3 separate regions of the Homo sapiens genome follow, and all the other regions are linked to region 3. A link is a loop called in an ENCODE intact Hi-C map of the cell type or tissue named here. Cell type or tissue: dorsolateral prefrontal cortex. All regions are shown on one strand.

Region 1 (8,000 bases), 63 kb before region 3:
CTCTCCCCTGTCTTAGCACATCTTACTTAAAGTATACGTTTTCTGTCTGCTTCCTGGGACTTGAAATTTCAAAATTACAACCAGTTCCCTAGGGTTAAGACTTTTTATCTTTTTTAAAATGCAGCAACATCCCTGTGAGTAATAACACACTGGGTTATCAGTAATTCATTCTTACTTTCGAGTAAATTTAGCAGATCCTGTTCTACAAGCAGGTTTTAACCTGGGAGAAGCGAGAGATGGTAATGACAGAGGGTTCACCAAGTCTGGGTAAGGTGAAGGTGGGGTTGCTCAAAGAATTGCAATTTGCTTACGGGCAGCCCTGTTTACTGTTACCATTAATACTCTCAATAGGATGTTGCCATGTAAATGCCTATCTAGTATTTTGTGCAACTGAAGCAGAGATGACTTTGCTGATATAAAACGTGTCACGGCTGGAGGTGGGAAGTGTACAGCTTCTAAAACAGCACTAGAGGGAACTGGGAGCACTATCAATCAATAACTCTGGCAAGTAGAAAAGGCTCTAAAAGTCGAAGGTAGAATGGATGCCTCTTTCGCAGGCTAAATACACAAAGAGAAGAGCTGTTGGCATTGGATTGTTCACCACAGTGCCATTTCAGTGGCCCTCTGCTCATCAGGAAAGTTTTCCAGAAACTGTCCCTGGAGCTTAATTTGAAATCAGAAGACCATTTCTAAGTGACTCTTCCATTTATTTTACTGCGATTCTTCTTCTTTTTTGGCTCAGGTCTCTGAAAGAGCAAGCATCACTTCCCCACTCTGGATTTTTACTTTCTCTGGAAAAATATCCCACTGAAGTAGGTAGTATAGTCACAGAGTCATCGTCTTTTAAGGCTGATAATGTCATATAATTATATTTTGCAAATAAAAGTAATATGACTTTTTTTCATTTAGGATTCATCTTAAATTGGGTGTTGTTAAGAGTAAAAATTGGTTACAGAAAGAGTTACTTAGTGTTATAGCCAGAAAATGGAGATGTTTAATTTGATAAACATTTTCTGAACTCCTTTTAATGTGCAAGCCACTGCGTTAAATGTTGTGGAAGGTTCAGCAGATCTTGTGCTTCAGCAGCTTACCAGCAGGAGATGTAACCTGGTGAGGTACTACCCAGCCCTAGGAGTCTACTATTGGGGATGTGAATATGTTACTCATCATTTAACATGGAGTTGTAATAGCAGGGGATTACACTGGAAAACATTTTGTAATTTTAGTAGGGCACTATCAAAACTAGTTTGTTTGAATTGGTTTGACTTTTTTCATTCTGCAATCGTGTTTTTATGCATGTAGACTTAGCTCCAGCCCTAATGTTTTACTCTAGTCACATTTCTACGTTTTATTCTGTGTAACCAAAGATGAATAAGCAGAGACGGAATCAGCACAGATAGTCATGATAGAACGAATGACAGTTCTGTAACTCAAGAGAAATAGGAAAATGTGTAGGAACACATATATTTGCCACTTGTAAAATAACATTTTCTCATTTGATATGCCATTTTGTATATGTCTTTAGGCTTTTAATTATTCAACTAAACAAGAATATTTTGGATGCCTACTATGTGCAAGGCAGTGTGCAAGGTGCTAGAGAAAGAAATAGTATGAAGCAAAACTTCTGTCCTTGAGGAATGGGCAACCCTGATGGGAAAGGAGGACTTACACCTAAAAAGGGAAGTAGTCACACGCAGTGTTCAGAGAGTTGACCACATGGTATTTTATGTCCTTAGCTGGAGTCTTAGATCATTTAGTCCTATGATAGACTTTTCACAGTGACTTATAACACACTTCTTCTACCACCTCTGCCACCTGGTACTCAGCAGAATTTTATTTCCAAATACATTTGAAAGAAAAATATTATCTGACTTTATATACTTTCTTCTTTAGATGGCCGAGCTTTTCCTTTTCAGTGTTCTCACCTTTCTAATTTTTCATGCAGTCAAGAAGTATTTTCCTAATATATTTGATCATTTCCATTATTTTAAGTTGTTATGAAAAATATTTGGGTAATATCTTAAATATATCATTCTGAAGTGGAATAGCTACAGGAGGTTGCAACTGTAAGAAATAAGCCCAAAGCATTCTCCAAGGTGACTTCTGTGCTACCTTATTTAACATTAACATAAAAGTTAAAACTTTACTATGGTAAGAACAATTTTTTTTAAATTTGTTGTTAAAAAAAGGAAATCAAAACAATCTAGAGAACATAAGTCAAGGGTTATTTAATCTTTTACTAAGTCAGTTGGGGGTGATTTGGAGAGCAGTTGATAGTGCTAGAGTGAGCAGGAATCTAGCAAAAAAGAGCTAATTGCTGTCTAATCACGCTTGCAATGGAATGAATACACTAGTAAGTATTACAGTTAAGCCAGGCATAATGGTTGGCTTAAATACATTCTGTTATATCAGTGTTATAACCAGTATATATTCAGCCTCAGGATGGGAAAGAGTTGTAGTTATGTCTATAGTTCCCCGATTTAGTTTTGCTTATTGAAATCCATTTAAATTAAAATTGGATTCAGTCAAAGATAGTCTCATTCCATCACTGTCTCTTATTGTGAAGTTTGTGTGGAACTCTATTAGTTTGCATTTCAAGAAGTATCTTTGCTTGTATAGTAATAGAACCTAAAAAAAGAACTGTCTGCTGGCATGTGCCCAAACAGAGCTCGGTGTTTAAAAACAAGATGCTGTATTCTTGGGGTATGGAAACTTCCTTCACATGTGGGTACAGCAATGTCTTTGGACACATTTTCTGTGTAAGGGGAAAATTATCAGCATCTTGAGGAGTGGCAAAATTTCTACTTGGTACCAGGATCTCTAGGACCATGGATATCAGAGATACATATCCATAAGCAAGTATTTCAGGTTGGCTTTTTTTTGTGGAATTTTGTCCATGCATACTCAAAGCTGGCTTTGCATTCTTGAATCCTCAGGCTTTGTAACACTTTTGGTTAAAGGTAGTAAGGTAGTCAAATTGGCCTGAAAATTCTGGAGAAGGTTTACTAAGGCTACTCGTCTGGATATTTTATGAAGGAGTTAAATCGTAATGACAGCTGGATAAAAACAAATATTTCTAATGACTACTCAAGGTATAGCTGACAACTGTTTGGGGAACAAAACAACAAGAGAAAAAAAATGATCTGTTTATGCCAAAAGGGCCCCCTGAAGTAGATTTTGTCACCATTGTGAATGTGGAGACAAACGTCCTCTGACTTGCTGTGTGCAAGTTCACTTGTCCTGCGCCATTACAAATCAGGCTTGCAAATGTGATGCATTAGTCCCAGGACAGAGAGCTCTGTTGCATACACCAAAGGCAGTGGACTTCCAGTGAACTTGCAAATATTCTGACTTTACACTTGTTTCTGTATGACCGAGAGTTGACCACACTGACAGGCTTGATTGCTTAAAAACAACATGCCAATCTATTAGCAATGCTTTTATTTGTTTCATTTTAAATATTTAAGGAACTTGAGAATGAAAGGAAATAATCTTCATTCTAGTTAGCAAATATATATGTAAGAGCAATCTGATTTACAAATGTACCAAGTTTAATAAGAGTCATCTTGTTTTAAATGATCTGAAAAGATGAGCCACTGCAGAACCATAGAATCGAAACCTAGTTTTTTTGCTTAGAAGGAAAGTAAGAGCTAGAGGAATTATTCCAGTGTTCTGAAAAGGAGAGGACAAAAAAAGTCTAGAGTAGATTAGCTTTTTATTGACTCACATTTTCTCAAGCAATAGCTTCTCCAAAGTTCCTAACTCCTTCCTGAAAAAACAGAGGACTCAAGTAAATACATTTCTTCCTATGTTTCATATGAAAAAATGTTTATCATGATTGATGCATGTTGTGAATTAGACTTGGAGGGAAAAGCAGTCATGGCAAAATTTATTTTCATGATGCTTAATTTGATGAATGTTACTTTATTGTTTATTACCAACTTGCACTTGCAATAGGAATTCTACACTTTAATATGGTCTGCTCCTCAAGAATGCCTAGATTCTAGTCTAAATTGTTTCACTAGCTAGTTGTGTGGCTTTAAGCAAGCTAAGTTTTAGCTCAGGGTTTTCAACTATAAAATGTGGTTGTCCATGATAGACTGTCTTTAAGATAACTTCTAAGTAGAAAGATTGTGGTTCTAGGAATTTAGGTCTAATTCAGGATAAAATGGGAATCTATGCAAGATTTTTGAGTCCTAATATGACGAAAGTGCATCTTTTCAGTATTATTAAATAATTACATTGACTTTGCAATGATTCTGGGCAATTAGTTAAACTTCTTACTGGTAAGAGCTGGAAGGATAGTTTCTTCACAAAAGCTGGACAATTTAATCCATCTTTGAGTAACAGTATCACTGCCCCCTTCAGTAAAGTTTTCTTTTTAAAGACATAATTTTACTCTTAAAGGGTAACTTTACACACCCCTGCTCTGGATACATCTAATGCATAAAGTAATGTCAACCTTTATCTGGGCAAGTCCTCTATTCTTTTAGAGACAAAGCCCTGACAAGGAAATAAGATCCATTAGGAGATATTCATGTGACAGAACCAGAGAAAAGCTCTTTGTATTACTACAACAGGCAAAGGCAACTAGCAGCTCAGGCTGAGACATCAGATATGTAAATCAGGCCACTGCCAGATTCTATCGACTGAATCAACCCAGCCGTCATGGCTGAGTCGTGCTGACTTCCCGGCTCAGGGATTATCTGAGGACATCTTCTCACCTTCTCTGCTTGGCTTTTGCGCTTTGTATTTTATTTCCATCAGTATCATTTAGAGATCTTGGAAGGAGGTGAAACTCAAATCGACCATTTTTTCTCCCTGACAACTTAGATAAATTACTTAGTTGAGAGGAAAATTTGAAATTTTTGACTTAAATTGTGGTTTGGATTATTGGTACATTTTAGCTATTCATCTCATTTGTTTTTTCTATAGCTACTAATAATTGAAAGCTGACTGCAGAAAATAGAATAAATTTATAATTCTCAATACAATAGAAGCTGTTGACAGAGAGAAAAATCAAATCCCCTTATGAAACAATTTCATATGAGCAATGATTTTATGTTCTGAGAATATTAATGATAAGATATGTGAGGACACAATTTGAGACTTTTATTACTAAAAGATTTCTGGTTATTTCTGAGGAATCTCAAACAGAAGCTTGTTTTGAGGTAAAATTATACTCGATTATCTCTTTATGACGTTTATTAGACAATGGGAAAAACAGAAACAACTTATACCATGGGGTTAACAAATATTTACTTGGGGGCTTTTGAGAAGAACTTGAACTATAAGGTTTTGGAGTATGTTTTGATCCTAAATTTATTTTACCTCAAATAAGCATGTAATAAAGTTTTAACATTTGTTTTACTTTCTGATGTTTGAGTATTATATTTCTACAGGGGTAATCCTATTAAAAGCTTTATGCTTATTTTTCAGTACTTAATTTGAAAGAGAATTAAGAGCATACAAAATTACAGAAAAATGAGGAAGCCTAGGAAAAATAAGAGTGGAGAAATCTAGAGACAAAAAGAGAGATGGGAGTTCAAAAAGATAATTACAAGTTTGAGAAGTGGTCAGTAATAAATAAAATGTTTTATTGCACACACATATGTGGGTAGCAGACAGAGAGAAGAAATAAGTATCACAAAAGCAAAACGGGGAAAAAAGTGATTATGTAAATGGATGGATGCATCTGGGAATACAAAGCTGAATAAGATTGAGTCCCTGCTCTACTGGAATTACAATTTACTGGAGAAGTAACAAGATGGAAATAATATAGGTAAAGAATAAATCATAAGATAGAAAATAAAAAAATTCCATGAACAGATTTAAAAAAATAGAATGTTTTGGGAATATGGGGAGTGAGAAGGAGACAGAAGGGGAAATCAGGAAACTAATAGAGGAGAGGGCACTGAAGTGAGCTTTGAGGCCTGGCAGGATTTTGATCAGGGCAGATGGCTTAAGAAAGTTTCCCTAATAGAAAGAAATGTGTGGGAGGAGGAACAAGTAGGGTGTGTTTAGAGAAGCGTGATTCATCCATGTCAACTGAGACTTAGGGGAACTGGAACACCATAGTTCTAGGTTAGAAAAATTTTACTTCATTCAGTAAGCAAGGGAGAAAATGACAAAGCCAGGAATTAGTACTGTAGTTTTGGATGATGATTCTGGAAGTGGTACTTAGGAAGGAGTGAGATCAGAAGGACCAGAACCTACTGGTAGCTGAGTGGGACTTCAAGCCCACCTTTGAGTGCTGCTTGAGAGAATTCGGAGAAGATAGGAGATACTTCATTTTTTTGGTGGGAGTGGGGTGGGGGAGAGACAGGGAGGATAAAATGGAGCAGATAATATTTTTAAAGGTGACTTTGCTGCCTCTGGAAGGATAAAAAACCCTATTCTGGTTCTCATTGCTATTATGTTCCAATACCACTTGCCTTGATATTGCAGTAATCTTTGATGTTAAGGGAGTGGAATTAGGTATTTATGAATATGACCTGGGACATAAGGAATGTATATACATTTATTTGACAGCTACTTATTTGGTGCCCACTGTGTGCCAAGCATGTTACACAAGAGAGTAATCATAAGGAAGGTGACACTAGCCTCAGTGTTAGGATGGATGGGGGTTGGAACAGAGCTTATCCTTCTCCCTCCCATCTGTTGTGGTGAGACTATGGCTTACTTTTACTGGAGGTATCATGTGGGTCTCTCTGTATGTCGTCTTCCCAATGAGCCAGTTCAAGGATTCTGACAACCACCTTTTTGATGTTTATTTTGTAACAGATGATTCAAGAGAGCCGGTTTCTCATAGAAATGGCGGACACAGTCCAGGAAAAGATTGTACAGTGTCAGAAAGCAGGTAATTGTTTTTAATTTTTTTTTCTGTTTTTTTTTTCTATTTTGTTTGGAAACTATAATAATTCTTGGTAGATTTTTTTTTCAGAAACTTTCTGCTTCTCTTAAAATGCAGTTATTTTATAGCAATGCTTAACTATACTTTAAGTTACACTTTAGTCTTTGTTTAGTACAGATGAAATCCAAGTGATAATAGGTGGGTTGTATGTGAGCGTACAGGGTTGGGGTGGTGTCTGAAGAAGTCTAGAGGGATGAGGGTTTCTGAATCTAGTTTTGTGGTTTGGAACCCCATCAAAACCTTCTACTGCTGGTATTGAAGCTATGGTTCCATACAGTCCCTTAAAACCCACTTCAATTTTACAATTGGAACCAAAATCCTATTAATCTTCCAGGCTTTTGCCCCATTACTAGTCTTCACTTTAGATTTAGATTTGTTCTTTCTTTTTAAGTATGGGATGAGTCACATATCTGTGAGAGTGTACTTGTTTATTTCTGTTCACCTTCATCCACACCCTTGTGCTTTCATCTCCTGGATCCACAACCTTCTCTATCCACATACCCGATAATGATTATGACGAGGAAGATGACAATAGTAGCAACTGCTTGATACATTGCATATGCTATACCAAGCACACACACTATCTTACTCATGACAACTCTGCAAAGTAATCATCATTATATCCGATTTATAGATGAGGCATCTGAGATTCTGAGAGACTGAGTGACTTACCCTAGGTGCCATATCAACACGCGGTGGAGCTGCCCTTTGAATCCAGACCAAACTTTTAAAATGGTGCTTTTCACTGGCTGACCAGCAGGCTTAGATATTTCTGTTGACAGGAAGCACAAAAATAATAATACCTGATACTTACATGATGCCAGGCACTGCTCTGAGATCTTTATATGTACTGATTGACTTAAGCTTTACCTCTGTCCCATGAGGTAAACCCACTTGTTAACCACATGTCACCCGTGAGGAAACTGAAGACCAGAGATGTCAGGGTCTTTCCGAGACTCACATAGCTAGTAAGTGGTAGAGCTGGGCTCCACACTCATGTTCTTTACTATGTGCTATGTTTGTGATGTTAGCACCAGGAAAGTTAACGTGGTCTTAGGCTGCATTAATAAAAATATAAAAACTAGAA
Region 2 (8,000 bases), 54 kb after region 3:
AGCATGGATGTTCCACAGTTTGTTTAACCATTCAACTGTTGAAAAATGTTTGGGTTGCTGATAGTTTTGGGCTACTATGAATAAAGCTGCTATGAAAATTCTTGTACAGATTCTTGTGTGAACATAAGTTTTACATATTTCTGGGATAAATGCCTAAGAATACAAATGTTGGATTGTATGGTAGTTGCATGTTTAGTTTTACGAGAAACTATCAAACTATTTTCCAGAGTAATGTATCATTTTGTATTCCCACCAGTATCGTATGAATGATCTAGTTTTTCTACACTCTCACCAGCATTTGATTTTTCACACTTTTTGAAATTTAATTCACTCCAACAGGTATGTCGTGACATCTCATTGTAGTTTCAATTTGTATTTTACTGTGGTTTTAATTTGCATTTGGCACTTAATTTGTATTAATACAAATTAAATATCTAATGCTGTTGGACATCTTTTCATGTGCTTGTTTGCCATCTGTATATATTCTTTGGTGAAATGTCTGTTCATATCTTTTGCCCATGCTCTAATTGAATTATGTTTTACTGTTGAGTTTTGACCAGTACATAGTTTAAAATTTTTATTTTGGCCATCTCTATTTCCATGAGATATTTCTTATTCTCTGAATTCCAAAAATAAATAAAAATGATCCTGATCTGTTTTCTAAATGGGATACAATGGCTTCTCTTCTCTTTCTGAGATTATTAATTAATCATATAGATTTCTTGGAGTTTTCTTCAGACATCTGCATTTATTTTATACCTGGGAAATCTCTTTCCTTTGTTTGTTTTATATTCTTTCTTCATTTTTCTATTGAGACTTTCCTCAAACATCCTGGGAATTATGGTTCAGGCCTGCCCCTAATATTTGTGGGGCCCAGTACAAGATACAAATGTAAGCCTATATATCATATACCTAAATATTTAAAAATTATGATTCAAGGTAACAGATTGCAATTCTCCTATCTTGACAAGTATAATTCCAAACAATGATGATGATAATAATAATAATTAAAAATTTATGTAAAGCTAGCTTTTGTAGGACTAGAAGTCATCAGAGCATCAAAGACAATTGAATTTAATTATTATAGCTCATTTCTGGGTGTTCTACAGATCTATAGATGTGTAGATGAGCAATAAAATAATTTATATATTATATTTATAAAATGTAATATGATATATAATATATAATGTAATATGATATTATATAATATATATCTATTTAGAGAATATATTTAGATAATAATTTATATATTCTATAAATTATTTTTCTTGCCTCTAAGCAAATACACTAAATATGTCATAAGGAAGATTTTTATATAACTTGTTATTGACAATAACATTTTAATTGAATATTTAAGTTAAAGTGAATGTAAAAGAAGTAAAAATTTTATTTTTCATGTATATTGTCAAAAAGTTAATTTTCATTCAAGATATTTAGAGGGCATGTTTAAGGTTATAGACCATTATACTAGCTTTGTGATAAGTCCAGAGTGACTGTGTTCTTTAATAAATTAAATTTTGTGCTAAAGATATATGGGGATCTCTAAAATGGAGGGCTAGGGAAGGGGCTACTCCTGTCCAGGCCCAAGAGTGGTTCTGCTCTGGCTTTTCACTCATCACAGAACAGGGGACTAAGAAGACGTTTTCCAGGGTGTAACAGTGAGGCTCATCAACCTGCAGGGTTCTCTCTGTGGTGAACAGGCATGCATCCAGCCCTTTGTTAGATTTCCAGTTGTCAGTATTTGAGTGTGTTCTCTCTGAGTAGGTCACTTTCTCCAGAGGAGAAATCTCCAATCCCTTCTGGCTGCTGGAATTCTGGAGGCTGAATAGATGTTCAGACTCCTACACAATCCTCCTGAGCTCAGCCACACTTTCTAAGTCTCATCCTCTGCTGATCCTGGTTACATTTCTTCAGCACAAATGAAATTCTGGATCTGCTGTTAAATGTTTTAATTCTGTCATTCAATGGAATTTTTGATGCAAAGGAGATACATCTACCATGTTTACCTGGAAGTGATATCTTTTGGAATTTTCAATCCCCTGTAAAAGGCAGCATATCTTAGTTAAGTAATGTTTGCTTGCAACTGCCACAGCTCAATCATAACCAATTTAAACAAATTCTACTTCTAGTAGTAACAGGAAATTGTATTGGAAGGTGTCAGTCTGGCTTCCAGCAGGAAATAGAATTCACCCATATGGTTCAAATAAATATTAATGAGAAGAACACTTACAGAGGTTCAGCATTGCTGATTATAATTCTGAAAGACACAATCCAGAATGCCATAATCCCAATGTTGAAATCCTGAAAGACAAAAATCCCTAAACTCTAAAATCTCTAATGTCTAAAATTTTGAAAATCACAATTCTAAAATATTAAAATCCTGAATGTTGAAATCCTAAAAGCTGAATTCTGGGGAAGAGGTTAGTGCATTTCTGGTTGCCTGATAGTTGCATCATGTTAGTTGCATCATATTAGGTGGAACTATTACCCTGTTATTGTCTTTACTTGGAAATTAAGTACAGTTTAAGGAGATGCATATGGGTGCTCAGTTGACAAGGGGTGAACTTTCAGACTTAATTTTAGGCATCAACTTGATTGGATTAAGGAATATCTAGGGACCCGGTAAAACATAATTTTTGGGTGTGTCTGTGAGGGTGTTCCCGGAGGAGATTAGTGTGTGAATCTGAGTGGATTAGATGGGGAAGATGTTGGAAATGTAGCCTGGCACCATCGAATCAGCCGGGGGCCAGGAGAGAACAAATTCAGAAGGCACAATTCTCTCTCTCTCAGAGCCGAGACAGACTTTTCTTCTGTTGCCTTGGACATCAGAACTCCAGGCTCACTGTCTTAATCATTATTGGTGTCGTGAAAGCAGAAAATTGCTTAATTGGAATCGCTGAGCAATAATCAGGCTTTCAAATGGGCAGCAGAGACTTTACAAGATTTAAAGGCCACAACCACTCTCCAAATACAAGTGCAATGAGTGTTTTGAAGGTCATAGAAGTGAAAACACAGGCAGAACATACAAGAAATTTCCCCTGCCAAATTATTCAATCATGTCTCTTCACACACAGTGCCATGCTTGCCTTCAAAAATCATTCTTCATTAGAGAATAAAAAGAATTTGACAGGATCAGTGACCTTCTGAACTAAAGACACTTGCTGACATAGAGGTTTTTCTAATATTAAAAAACACATTAAACAACCAACTATTTTATGTTAGAAGTTGTTGAAGAAGATAGACTTTTTAATTCATAACACTAAATCTAACATAGAAAAACTAGTGCATGCTTCACTCTGATTAATGGATGGCACTTTAAAAATGCTCCCTACTCGGCTGGGCAGGGTGGCTCACGCCTGAAATTTCAGCACTTTGGGCAGGTGGATCACTTGAGGTCAGGAGTTTGAGACCAGCCTGGCCAACATGGTGAAACCCTGTCTCTACTAAAAATACAAAAATTAGCCAGGTGTGGTGGTGCCCGCCTGTAATCCCAGCCACTCTGGAGGCTGAGGCAGTAGAATCGCTTAAATCTGGGAGGCGGAGGTTGCAGTGAGCCAAGATTGCGCCAATGCACTACAGCCTGGGCGATAGAGCAAGACTTTGTCTCAAAAAAAAAAAAACAAAAACAGAAACAAAAAAATGGTCCTTACTATATTTTTTGTCAACTATATGCAATTCATGGCCCTGTAGGATCCAAAAATTCTATAACTTCTTTGCTTGTTCATGTATCAACAGAAAAAGAGAAGCAGTTTATAAACTCTTACTTGAAGAGTTGGTGAAATTTGCAGAAGAAAATGAATTTCAGAGAGTCCCCAAATGATAATGACAGATTTGGAATCAGGTGCAATCAAGGCTTCCAAAAGCAAATTTCAAAGTGTTACCAAAAAGTTGTTTTTTCTGTTCATTCCAATGAATTTGGCAGAAAATTCAGATGAGTGGATTGGCCACATGACACAGCAATGATGGAAACTTCAGTTTAAAAATGTGTCATTTTTCTGAATGAGCATTTCTTCCAGCTGATGACATTCTAAGAGCTTTTAATAAGTTAAAGCCACATTTGCCTGAAGAAGCCAATGAAGTTACTGACTGGTTTGAAAATAATTATGTGGCCAGGCACGGTGGCTCATGCCTGAAATCCCAGCACTTTGGGAGGCCGAGGCGGGTGGATCACGAGGTCAGGAGTTCGAGACCAGCCTGACCAATGTGGTGAAACCCCGTCTCTACTAAAAAATCAAAAATTAGCTGGGCACGGTGGTGCATGCCTGTAATCCCAGCTACTCAGGAAGCAGGAGAATAACTTGAACCCAGGAGGCGGAGGTTGCAGTGAGCCGAGATTGTGCCACTGCCCTCCAGCCTGGGCAACACAGCAAGACTCTGTCACACACACAAAAAAAAGACAAAAGAAAACAATTATGTGTATAGTAGGATAAAAAGACACGTTATGCAATGGTGTTGCTGTTCCATCACCATTATTGTTTCTGCCAAATTTGTGCTTTGTATATGAGTGCGTGCAAAATGAATTTCTGAGTACCCAAAATAACATAGAAGCATGGCACAGAAGCTGAAAAAATTTAATAAGGAATGCTCACATTGGTGTATATTGAATTGTAGAAGAATTTCAAAAAAGCAGAGCCATGTAGAAAATGAATGTGAATAGGCCGAGTGTGGTGGCTCACGCCTGTAATCCCAGCACTTTGGGAGGCCGAGGCAGGTGGATCACCTGAGGTCAGGAGTTCGAGACTAGCCTGACCAATATGGTGAAACCCCATCTCTACAAAAATACAAAAATTAGCCAGGCATGGGAGTGGGTGCCTGTAGTCACAGCTACTCAGGAGGCTGAAACAGGAGAATTGCTTGAACCTGGGAGGCGGAGGTTGCAGTGAGCTGAGATTGTGCCACTGCACTCTAGCCTGGGCAACAGAGCGACACTCCATCTCCAAAAAAAAAAAAAAAAAAAGAAAGAAAGAAAGAAAATGAATGTGAATGTATTCTCTGAGGAGAGCCACACTGTGAAAGGAAAAAAGGCAGCTATTCATTGGGATTCAGGAGTTCAAAACAGTTGATGTGAAAGTTGGCTAGCTCTTACAGATTCTCTCTCTGCGATTGCCCATAAGCTAGTCTGGTAATCCACTTTTTCTTATGTCAAATTTTCATTTTAGTTTTTTTTTTTTTGAGAGGGTTTTTTTTTTTAAAGCTTTGTCCATTATTTTAAATTGTCAGCGTTATTTTTCAAAATTTGCTATGCCAGGTATCTCATCTTCACATCATTTTCAATACTGGAGGTGTAAAATTATGTATAGACTTTTAGAGAGTTCTAATTCATTTTATGCATTTTTTTTTTTTTTTGCAAATGTGACTCCATGAAAGTGCATTAACACAAGGTTGACTTTGTGTGTAAGCATTGTGCATGTATGGAAAACGTTGAAACTTCCTCAGTAAATGAAGAAATGTCTTTTTGCATATCTGTATTTATGAAAGATAAAATGTCTAGAGATCTTGGCTCTTTGAGCTACTGGCACAGTGGTGATGTGGTGATAACTTATCCAGGTTTTTGACTGATCTCATCAAAAGACTGGAGTTGTGCATCACAGTATTTCATGTTACTGCAATTATAAAGCTGGGTGCACACAATTACTAACCACAGTGATATGTGTTTATATATTTTGCTTTTAGGGCTATTTCTTTATGAATGCAGTTTGCTCATAACTGTGTGACTGTTAGTATACTTATGTGTTTATGATTGCAAAAATATGTATGTTATTGCCAATTTTGTGCAAGGTGTCCTATGAAACTTTCTATTGTGTTTTTATGTTTTTCAACTAAATTTCCTTTTACAATTTAAATAAATGTCTTTTAAATAATTAAAAAGATTTTTTTCCAGGATTATATTTTTGGGATTTTCATCTTTCAAGATTTTTTTTTTATTATTATACTTTAAGTTTTAGGATACACGTGCACAACGTGCAGGTTTGTTACATATGTATACATGTGCCATGTTGGTGTGCTGCACCCATTAACTTGTCATTTAGCATCAGATACATCTCCTAATGCTATCCCTCCCCCATGCCCCCACCCCACAACAGTCCCCGGTGTGTGATGTTCCCCTTCCTGTGTCCATGTGTTCTCATTGTTCAATTCCCACCTATGAGTGAGAACATGCGGTGTTTGGTTTTTTATCCTTGCGACAGTTTGCTGAGAATGATGGTTTCCAGCTTCATCCATGTCCCTACAAAAGACATGAACTCATCATTTTTTATGGCTTCATAGTATTCCATGGTGTATATGTGCCACATTTTCTTAATCCAGTCTATCATTGTTGGACATTTGGGTTGGCTGGGCGCAGTGGCTCACGTATGTAATCCCAGCACTTTTGGAGGCTGAGGCAGGCGGATCACGAGGTCAGGAGATCAAGACTGTCCTTGCTAACACGGTGAAACCCCTCTCTACTAAAAATACAAAAAATTAGCCGGGTGTGGTGGTGGGCACCTGTAGTCTCATCTACTCGGGAGGCTGTGGCAGGAGAATGGTGTGAACCTGGGAGGCAGAGCCTGCAGTGAGCTGAGATAGCACCACTGCACTCCAGCCTGGGCAACAGAGTGAGACTCCATCTCAAAAAAAAAAAAAAAATTTCAACATTGTGGATTATGGCATTCAGGATTGTGTATTTTAGGATGAGGGCCCAAAACTGAAATGCAGGTTTAAAGAAACAAGGGATGGTGAGGCAACCAAAGTCCAGCAACAGTGTGAAATCATTACCGCCTCTAGGGCTAAAGGGAGGAGGGAGAAATAATATTACTAGAGCCTGGTGAAAGTTAAAAGCTTTCTAGAGAGATAGCCTGATAGGGGTTGTAGTTGAAGAGGAATGCAGCTACTAGCAGAGAAGGCACTGAAGCATGAAGGAAGGGAGTAGGGAAGCAACACTCTGGTTTCTTTTTCTTCCACCATCTGATGACCTGCAAGTGCCTCACATTGGCCAACTCCAAGGGAAGTCAGGTAGCAAGAGAACCAGAGTGATGCAGAGTACTTTCGTCAGCTCCCAGGACAGGAAAGAGAGGGGACAGGGAAAATAGGTCTGGGGAAAGTGGAGATAAATGTAATATAACCAGTAAAGAAGAACAGAGTGCCTTGTAGATCAACAGAAGCTACCAGACTTCAGAAAGAGTGGTATCCCAGCCAGGTACAGAAACTTTAGCACTTCCTTGGACTTTACTGCTAATGCTTCGCACTGATGATGATTCAGTTCCTAATACTTTTAGTCCCCACATTCTTAATTCAAATTCTTGATAGATTTTTATTGGCCACAAGTCAGCCAGTTTAGCCTTTTTTCTTTGTTTGATACTCCTCATAGTCTAATTAGCTATGACCAGAGGTTTAGATCATGTAGTATGGATATGGCTGTAAGAGTTTACTTCCCTGAGTAAGAAGACAGTTTCAGACAGGGGACTGTGGCTGGGCAGGCACCCCCAAAAGTGTCAGCTTCTCAAATGTAAGTTGAGTAGTTATCCTACATTGCATGAAGTCATGAGCATATTATCAGAGCTCTCTCTTTAGGACAGAGGGTATGATGGTTAACTTTAGGCACTGTCAACTAATGGCCATGAATAAAAGAAAGTACTAAGTATATGTGTGTAGCTGGTGAGAGGGTTACTGAGTGAGGCTGTACAGGCTGTGTACAGCACAACTGCAGACACCACCATTGTGCAGCAATGTGAATCATGCTCCGCTAGAATTTTGCTGTCTCATCCTTGTTCTCAACTTTGCTGAAGCCTTATTCTACCATGAAATCACTTATTTAGCATTTAACAAATTTGTACCTGAAACTAGGGGGATTCTGGAATCAAGTGTTATCCTCTCCCAATGTCTACCACTCGTGGAAAGTGACAAAGCCAAACAGAGGTTTCAGTAGCTTCACAGGGGGTGTGTCCATAGACACCAAATGGCAACAAAACAGGGGTTTCAAAACTCAGTTGTTTGCAAAAAGCACAATATTATTAAAATAC
Region 3 (8,000 bases):
GCCTGGAAAAGCTGCAGACACTGAACGCCAGCCCTTAAAAGCAGCTGGGTGTGGGGGGTGGGGAGTCTGTGCCCTGCAAAGACACAAGGGTGGTGCTTCCCAAGGCCATGGGAGCCCACCTCTTGCATCAGTGTGACCTGGATGTGAGACATGGAGTCAAAGGAGATCACTTTGGAAATTTAAAGTTCAATGACTGCCCTATTGGTTTTCAGCTACAGGTTTGCATGGAGCCTATAGCCCCTTTGTTTTGGCCAGTCTGTCCCGTTTGGAATGAGTGTATTTGCATAATACCTGTAGCCCCATTGTGTCTAGGATGTAACTAACTTGCTTTTGATTTTACATGTTCATGGGCAGAAGGGACTTGCCTTGTCTCAGATGAGACTTTGGACTTGGACTTTTGGGTTGATGCTGGAATGAGTTAAGACTTTGGGGGACTGCTCAGAAGGCATAATTGTGTTTTGAAATGTGAGAAGGACATGAGATTTGGAAGGGGCCAGGGGCAGAATGATATGGTTTGGCTGTGTCCACACCCAAATTTCATCTTGTAGTTCCCATAATCCCCACGTGTTATGGGAGGGACCCCATGGGAGGTAATTGAATTATGGAGATTCCACCCATGCTGCTGTTCTCATGATAGTGAGTGAGTTCTCACGAGATCTGATGGTTTTATAAGGGACATTTCCCCCTTTTGCTTGGCACTTCTCCTTGCTTCTGCTATGTGAAGAACGACATGTTTGCTTTCCCTTCTGCCACGATTGTAAGTTTCCTGGGGACTCTCTAGCCCTGCTGAACTGTGAATCACTTAGAACTCTTTTTCTTTATAAATTACCCAGTCTTGGGTATTTCTTCATAGCAGTATGAAAATAGACTAATACAGTCTTATTATAATTCTCATTTCAAAAGAGGAAACTGAGGCTTAAAGAGTGCTCTGCCTATCTACTGCTCCATAACAAATCACACCAAAACCTGAAGCCCATTATTCTGTTTACAAATCTGCAATTTAGGTAGGGTTCAACTTGGGTGCCCATTTCTGTTCTACTGGCATCACTTGGGGGTAATTTGAAGGAATAAGACTGGAATTATCTGGAGGCTTGTTCTTGCCCATACCTGGCAATAGATGCTGACTGTTGGCTTAGATCTTAGCTAGAAAACCTTTAAGTAGTCTTTGCATGTGGCCTAGGCTTCTTCACAACATAGTGGTTGGGTCCCAAGAGTGAGTGTTCCTAGATAGAGCAAGCCAGGAAGAAATTGTTCTACATATTATGAACTACCTAGCTTTACAAGTCACATAGATCATTTCTATCACATTATATTCATTGAAACAGCCACAAAGGTACACCCAATATCAGGGAGGCGGGTGGGATAAACATTAACTCTTGATGATGTAACAGTGAGGTTCTGGAAGAGTATGTAAAACCAGAAATGTTGTGGTTGCCATTTTTGAAAATTATAGTATTCCACAAATAAATTAAGCAATTTTTATAAGGTCATACAATAATTAATGGCACTGGAATTTCTTATTTCATAGAAATCAGGTCTTCTTAAATTTGAGTATAAAAGAGATGCTAATTCAATTTAAAACTTTTACAAGTGTGACCTTCCATTACTCTTGTTTCTTTATGTTGCATGGTCTTGTATTATAGTATCTTACTTTATATTACAAGATATTTTTGTACGATTCATTCTGAGTTTTTCTGATTACTTTTGTAATGTTTTACCTAAACCTGTTTTTTTCCTTAAGAAATGGCATGCATTTATTCTTGTAGATTTTCTTTTCAGCTTTTATGTAATTAAAGCTCTTACATAAATTTGAGTGAAAAATTAAATATTTGGTCTTAAGCTGCAGGATCTGATGTTATTTATTTAGTGATCTTCTTATGTTAGGGGTAAGGACCCAAAGCATACCAAAGTGTAAGTGTTTCACTTCCTAATAAAAAAAGAACTATATGGTAATAAAGGGGAATGACTTTACATGGTTTTAAAATAAAATTGTGTTATTATTTTTAGAGATGGGATCCAGCTACATTGCCCAGGCTAGTCATGAACTCCTGGGCTCAAGTAATCTTCCTGCCTTAGCCTTCTGAGTAGTGGGGATTACAGGAGCAAGACACTGCACCCAGTGGTTTATTTTATTCCTAAATGGTATAATAATTTCATTTCAGTGGATAGTACCTATGAAATGATTTGTTTTGCAACATTCCTAATGTTTTACAACAGTTTTTAAAATCTTCATTTGGCTACTGGGGAAACCAAAGCATATTTGTTTCTCTAGTAGATCCTAAAAGTTATATTGACTGGCTACTTATTTAGTGAACTTTCATTCATTTACAGGAATTTTAGCAGTATCTTGTGAACAAGATAAAGGAAACCAGAAAGTAAGTCATTCAGAATATCTTTAGGGCATAGTTGATCTCAGTTTAAACTCAAGGAAGTTCTGAGGATGCAATGATAGGCATTTGGATTCCTTTCTTTATCATAGTGATCATAGTGAGCATGTTATTGGCATCATGGTGACATTACATAAAAAATGGTCTTCTAGGCTCTAAATTCTTCCTAAAGTCTTCAAATTTCCACAGGCCCAGATTGGGAAAAATGAATACATATATTGGATATATATATATATATATATATATATATATATATCTCCAATAATATATATTATATTGTAGTCTTATTCTATCTGTGAAATATATTTTTCATAATTGTTTAGAAACTGTGGAAGAAGGACAGAAGTAATGAATGAATATTTTCTTACTCCAAAATGTATTTTAAATCTTAGAGGAGTTGTATATATTCTATTCAATTAGCCTTTCAAGCAAGAGAAATACCAAGCTGTATGGAAATATATATATGAAATATATATACCTATATACATTATGTATACAACGTATATACTTACATTTTAGAAAATAGATATGTAAGTTGGAATATATACTTATAGGAATGTGTATACAGTTAGCCCTCTATATTCATGGGTTCCACATCCTTGGATTCCAATCAACCACAATGGAAAATATTTGGAAAAAAAATTGCATCTCTAATGAACATGTATAGACTTTTTTCTTGTCATTATTCCCTAAACAAGCTAGTATAACAACTATTTACATAGCATTTACATTGTATTAAATATAAGTAATCCAGAGATGATCTAATGTATATGGGAGAATGTGCTTTGGTTACATGCAAATACTATATCACTTTATATCAGAGGCTTGAGTATTTGCACATTTTTGTATTCAAGGGAGGTCCTGGAACCATTCCTCCTCAGTTGCTGAGGGAAAACTGTAGTTTGTTCATTTTTTGTCTGTTGTTTTGTAGATTGGATGCTGCTCTACTGATTTTTTTGTGTCTGCATTGGTCCATTTCCAAATGTGCCACATAAATATTGTCATCTCCTCTGTACTATGTCTTCATAAAAGATAATATATAAATGTTTAGATTTTAGAATTACTAAAGCAAACAAACATACTAACAGCTTCTGACACATTGCTTAGAAGTCCTTTTAACTGTCTTTTATTTATGTAACCACAAATTTCAGCATTTCTCAACAAGGAATTCACAATTACTTGTTGGGAAAAACAAACCATTGACATAGGCGAGAATAACAATAGCTTTTATATAAATATTATACAGCACCTCTTATCTTTAATGAAAGTAATGAGACACAGCTGAATGGAAAAAAGTTCTATTCACATAAAATCTTAAGGGCATTGTAGCTATTCAATGATTAAAAGTTTAGCTCAGTAGCTAATATTAATATTTATATTTTTAAAGTTCTCTTTATCTGTTTTACTTAGAAAATACAGTTGCTAACAATCAGCGCATAGAATATAAGTAATTTGACCTTGCAAGCTGGAGAGTCCAGATTTTAGATTTTCTGCACAGTCTCTCATCAGTATATCTATACTTGAGACACTATGCATTCTGATTTTTCCTTCATAGAATATAAGGAGTTAGGTTAAAAAAAAAAAGCCTAAATAACACATTGAATTTGCAGTATTCCAACCTCTTTGCCATCAAATTTGGGTCAGATTTCAGTGGATAGTACCTATGAAGGCCTGTATTCCTTTCGGCAGAGCAACAGGGGGGCACATGGTAAAAGATCCTGGTTTACAATTATAGCTGCTTATTCCGAATTTCTTCTCTCCCTTCTTGTGGCAGTCTTCTTGTTGCTGCTCCACTACACTTTGGATATTTTTCTTTGTTTCCATGATCTGTTCATTGATTCCCTCTTGTGCTCAAATTTTCAATTAGCCTTTCAAGCAAAAGAAATACCAAGCTGTCTGGAAAAATTTAAAAACATCACTCATAGGCCACCATACAAAAATAAGTCAACACTCTGCATTTGCTCCTCCAACAATTCAAATCCTCTATTATCCTTGTGCCATCTTTATTGGATTTTTGACTCCTATGTGCCATTCTAACTTCTAACTGATTAATTCTTCTAGAAGAAGACATGTTTCTGAACCTGTTCTATGGGCCAGACATTTCATGGTGAACCACCCTGCATTGTGAAAACAAAGGGCTTTCACACTGAAGCTGTGTATTGTAGCAGTCATCAAGTGAGGAGGCTTTTGTTTTGGTTGAAATATCACAATAGAGTTCTTTACTATCAATTTCTCTGTGCCTTCAATTCAATTTAGTTGTGAGGAGGAATTCAACATGACAATTTAAGGAATTATAATTCTGCTACTTTAAAAATCAAATTGCAAGAAAAAATGCTATTAAAATTTGTTTCTATATTTGTTCATTTGTTAACAGTGTCAGATTTTACCAAATTTTGTTTGTAGAGAACATTTTGACACCTCTAAGATTTAAAATAAATTTCTGAGTAAGAAAGTGTTCATTCATTACTTCTGTCCTTCAACAGTTTCTAAATAATTATGAAAAATATATTCCACGAATAGAATAAGACTGGGCTCATTTTTTATCAGTGATAGATTGTGTTCTTTCCTCAAGGTACGTGCAGGGAATGCCTCTTTGTTACAATTTACAAAATAAGGCCTTCTTTCCTTTTTTTTTTTTTTTTTTTGCTTTGAGACGGAGTCTTGCTGTGTTGCCCAGGCTGGAGTGCAGTGGCGCGATCTCAATCTCGGCTTGCTGCAAACTCCGCCTCCTTTCTTAAGTCATAAACATGCCGGCAGTATTCTCTACCGTCATAACTAGAAGAGTTTAAAGTCAAAACATCATGTAAAAAGTCTTGATTTCTCAACAAGTACGTGCCCCTTACGACCTGTCCTCCCCCCAGTCTTCTCCCTCTTACTCAGCTGCATCAACATCTTCCTAGAAGCTCAGGCTAGAATTCCAGAAGGCCATCTTCATGTCAACTCCTCTCACTGCCCATATCCAATCTATGACCAATTTCTGTCAGCACCTCCTCCTAAAGATATCCTGGGATCTTCCTGCTTCTTTCTATCTAGAATTCTGTCATCTACTTGTATCACCTATCATTGTCTTGTCAGGGTTATTGAAAAAGCTTCCAACTAAATTCCCTTTAGTCTGTTTTTCTCCACAGTAGTCAGAGTGAATGAAAGAAATGTATGTATATATGTGTATACCTGTATCTGTCTAACGATATATGTGTGTGTACAGTTGTGTCATGCTTCTACTTAAAACCGTCAAATAGCTTCTGATTGCACTTAAAACCCAAATTCCTAAGCATGATCCTTATGACTTACGAACTCTTGTTCCTGCCTACTTACTGCCTTTAGCGTCTGCTGGTCCCTCTGCCATTGTATTCTAAGCTCAAACCCACCGAGATTATACCTGTCTCTGTACTAGATCTTTTCTCTCCCAGTGACTGGTTTCTTTGTGTCATTCTGGTCTCAAATGTTGCCTTTTTGTAATGACCTTCCCTGACCACACAATCTGAAGTAATGTCCCCAAATATTCTCCAGCTAATTACTGTTTTATTTCTTTGGAGCATTCTGTTTATTTGTTGGCTTCCTTGTTTATTATCTGCCTTCTCCAAGTAAAATATAAACATGCAGAGACCTCATCTGTCTTATTCACCACGCTACCCCTGGCTTCTAGTACAGTACCTGGAATATAGGAAATGTCCTATAAATATCTGATTCATGAAGGTTATAAAGCAACTAACATATAATAAATTAGCTAACAGAAATTACATAAGGAATATCATACTTTGCTTCAGGAAAAGCTGACTTTTACTAAAGGATTCGTTCTGGAATTGTTTAGTCTCCACTGGAATATTTTTGCAGGTACAGTAATTCTACATTTTAAAACTGAACTTCTGGCTGGGCGCAGTGGCTCATGCCTGTAATCCCTGCACTTTGGGAGGCCAAGGCGGGCAGATCACCTGAGGTCAGGAGTTTGAGACCAGCCTGGGCCACATGGTGAAAGCCCGTCTCTACTAAAAATACCAAAATTAGCCAGGCATGCTGGCACACACCTGTAATCTCAGCTACTTGGGAGGCTGAGGCAGAAGAATTGCTTCAACCCAGGAGGCAGAGGTTGTAGTGAGCCAAGATAGTGCCATTGCACTCCAGCCTGCGTGATAAGAGTGAAATTCCATCTCAACCACCTCCCACCCCCGCCAAAAAAACCCTGAACTTCTTCCCAAATGTATCTGTTGTTACTGTGTATCCTATCTCTGAAAAAGGGCATTATTATAATTTGAGTTTAATATAGTAGGCTGCCCTTTGTATAGCAAGGGTAGCTGATGTTTTTCATGTTTATGTATTCAAAACAATGTAATCTCTTTTGCCGTATTTCCAGACTTGGTACCTTGGAATATGGCTAATGTTAGCAAGTGAATTTACTATCATTCTCTAAGGGTCAGCTCTGAGCTTCTAGATTACTTTGGTGAAAAGTGTGACATAGCGAATAATAAAACTCTCTGCCTCTAGTCCTCCCATGGGACAAATTTGGGAGATACTTTTTATGCTGCTCAGGAAGTCCTGGTGAAACCAAACCCTTGCCATCACTGTTGCAACAGCAGTGACTGGCCTATATTGTTGTTGTTTTCCCCCTTTCTTACTCTTCCTGGTGGCTCACTCCTCTGCCCTGGAATCAGCTCTTAATAGACTACTAACACACAGGTCTCGTTTCAGGCACTGATTTGCGGGGAAGCTAAGGCAAGCCAGCTGGTATCAGGAATAGCTTTCGAAAGCAGCTGATTAGGATAGATTCTGCAACACTCACTCACCCGTCAAATAGTAACAAGGACCTTTTGCTAGTGGTAAGTGACTGATTCCTGATGTAACCTGTGGCACGCTGAAGCGTCCCCAAAACAGACTCACCTGGGTAGATTCAGATGAGGTACAGGTGGGAGGCGAAGGATTTACCCACCCAATAGCTCTAGCACCGGAATAGTAGGAGAGTCGTGGTAACTTAAAAGATTATGGCACTGGCTACAAAAGTCCTCAAGAAAGAAAACCACTGGATCAGTTTAGCCAACTATCAACTCAGAGTGATCGTAAAATCTGAAAGTCCTTCAAGGTAGCATTTAAAGAGATTCTCTTCTCATAGAGCCACAGGCAGACTGTGTTGAAAATCAGGCCTGCATTGCAGAGATAAGGGGAGAAAATGCACAGGAGTGACAGGTTTCCTGCGCAGAAAATGAGGACCCTGATAAAGAAGACTTAAGATGGGAATATTTGGATGCATGAGTCCAAAAATGCTAGAGCCTCCAGATTCTTCTGGGCTATCTCAGTCAGCAGAAGCAGCCTCTTTCTCCGTGTCTGGAGGTGGAGAAAGCAGCCTGGAGACCATTACAACCTTGACCTGAGAAAGATGCCATGGGAGGTGAGGCTTGTCTTCCTCAAGATTCATCATCACCTTGCTTTATTCCTCCAGACCAGTACCTGAGGTAAGGGCTCAGCATAGAAGGGAGTAAGTCCCTGCTCCTGGAGAACATAGCTTACTCATGGAGAAAACTGGCTAATGTATACTGGTGAAACCAGGAGAACCCATGTGGGATGGGCTTTTGAAAATGTTGGATCAGGGGAAATAGAATACAGTGTTTGCAGAAGGGGATG

The links. Hi-C counts contacts between places; a loop is a spot of excess contacts. Peaks named below come from ENCODE experiments on the same cell type or tissue, not always from the same donor. Only the 100,000 strongest peaks of a DNase experiment are listed, where the experiment ranks them.
Region 1: a loop joins it to region 3, with 4 times the contacts of the local background. A loop is called at or near these places in 2 of 110 quality-filtered maps.
Region 2: a loop joins it to region 3, with 2.5 times the contacts of the local background. A loop is called at or near these places in 2 of 110 quality-filtered maps.

The regions. Positions count from the first base shown.
Region 1 is chr2:198,094,502-198,102,501 of GRCh38, forward strand. PLCL1 (phospholipase C like 1 (inactive)) reads left to right here. Exons shown (of 6, transcript NM_006226.4): 4 at 6,784-6,859. Among named protein-coding and RNA genes, the nearest start is that of LINC01923, 280 kb to the right of the region's middle. In dorsolateral prefrontal cortex, no CTCF peak of the experiment used is centred here; a DNase peak (open chromatin) is centred at 4,640; H3K27ac peaks cover 5,755 bases.
Region 2 is chr2:198,211,782-198,219,781 of GRCh38, forward strand. No RefSeq gene overlaps it. Among named protein-coding and RNA genes, the nearest start is that of LINC01923, 160 kb to the right of the region's middle. In dorsolateral prefrontal cortex, no CTCF peak of the experiment used is centred here; no DNase peak of the experiment used is centred here.
Region 3 is chr2:198,157,957-198,165,956 of GRCh38, forward strand. No RefSeq gene overlaps it. Among named protein-coding and RNA genes, the nearest start is that of LINC01923, 210 kb to the right of the region's middle. In dorsolateral prefrontal cortex, a CTCF peak has its summit at 4,391; no DNase peak of the experiment used is centred here; H3K27ac peaks cover 6,042 bases.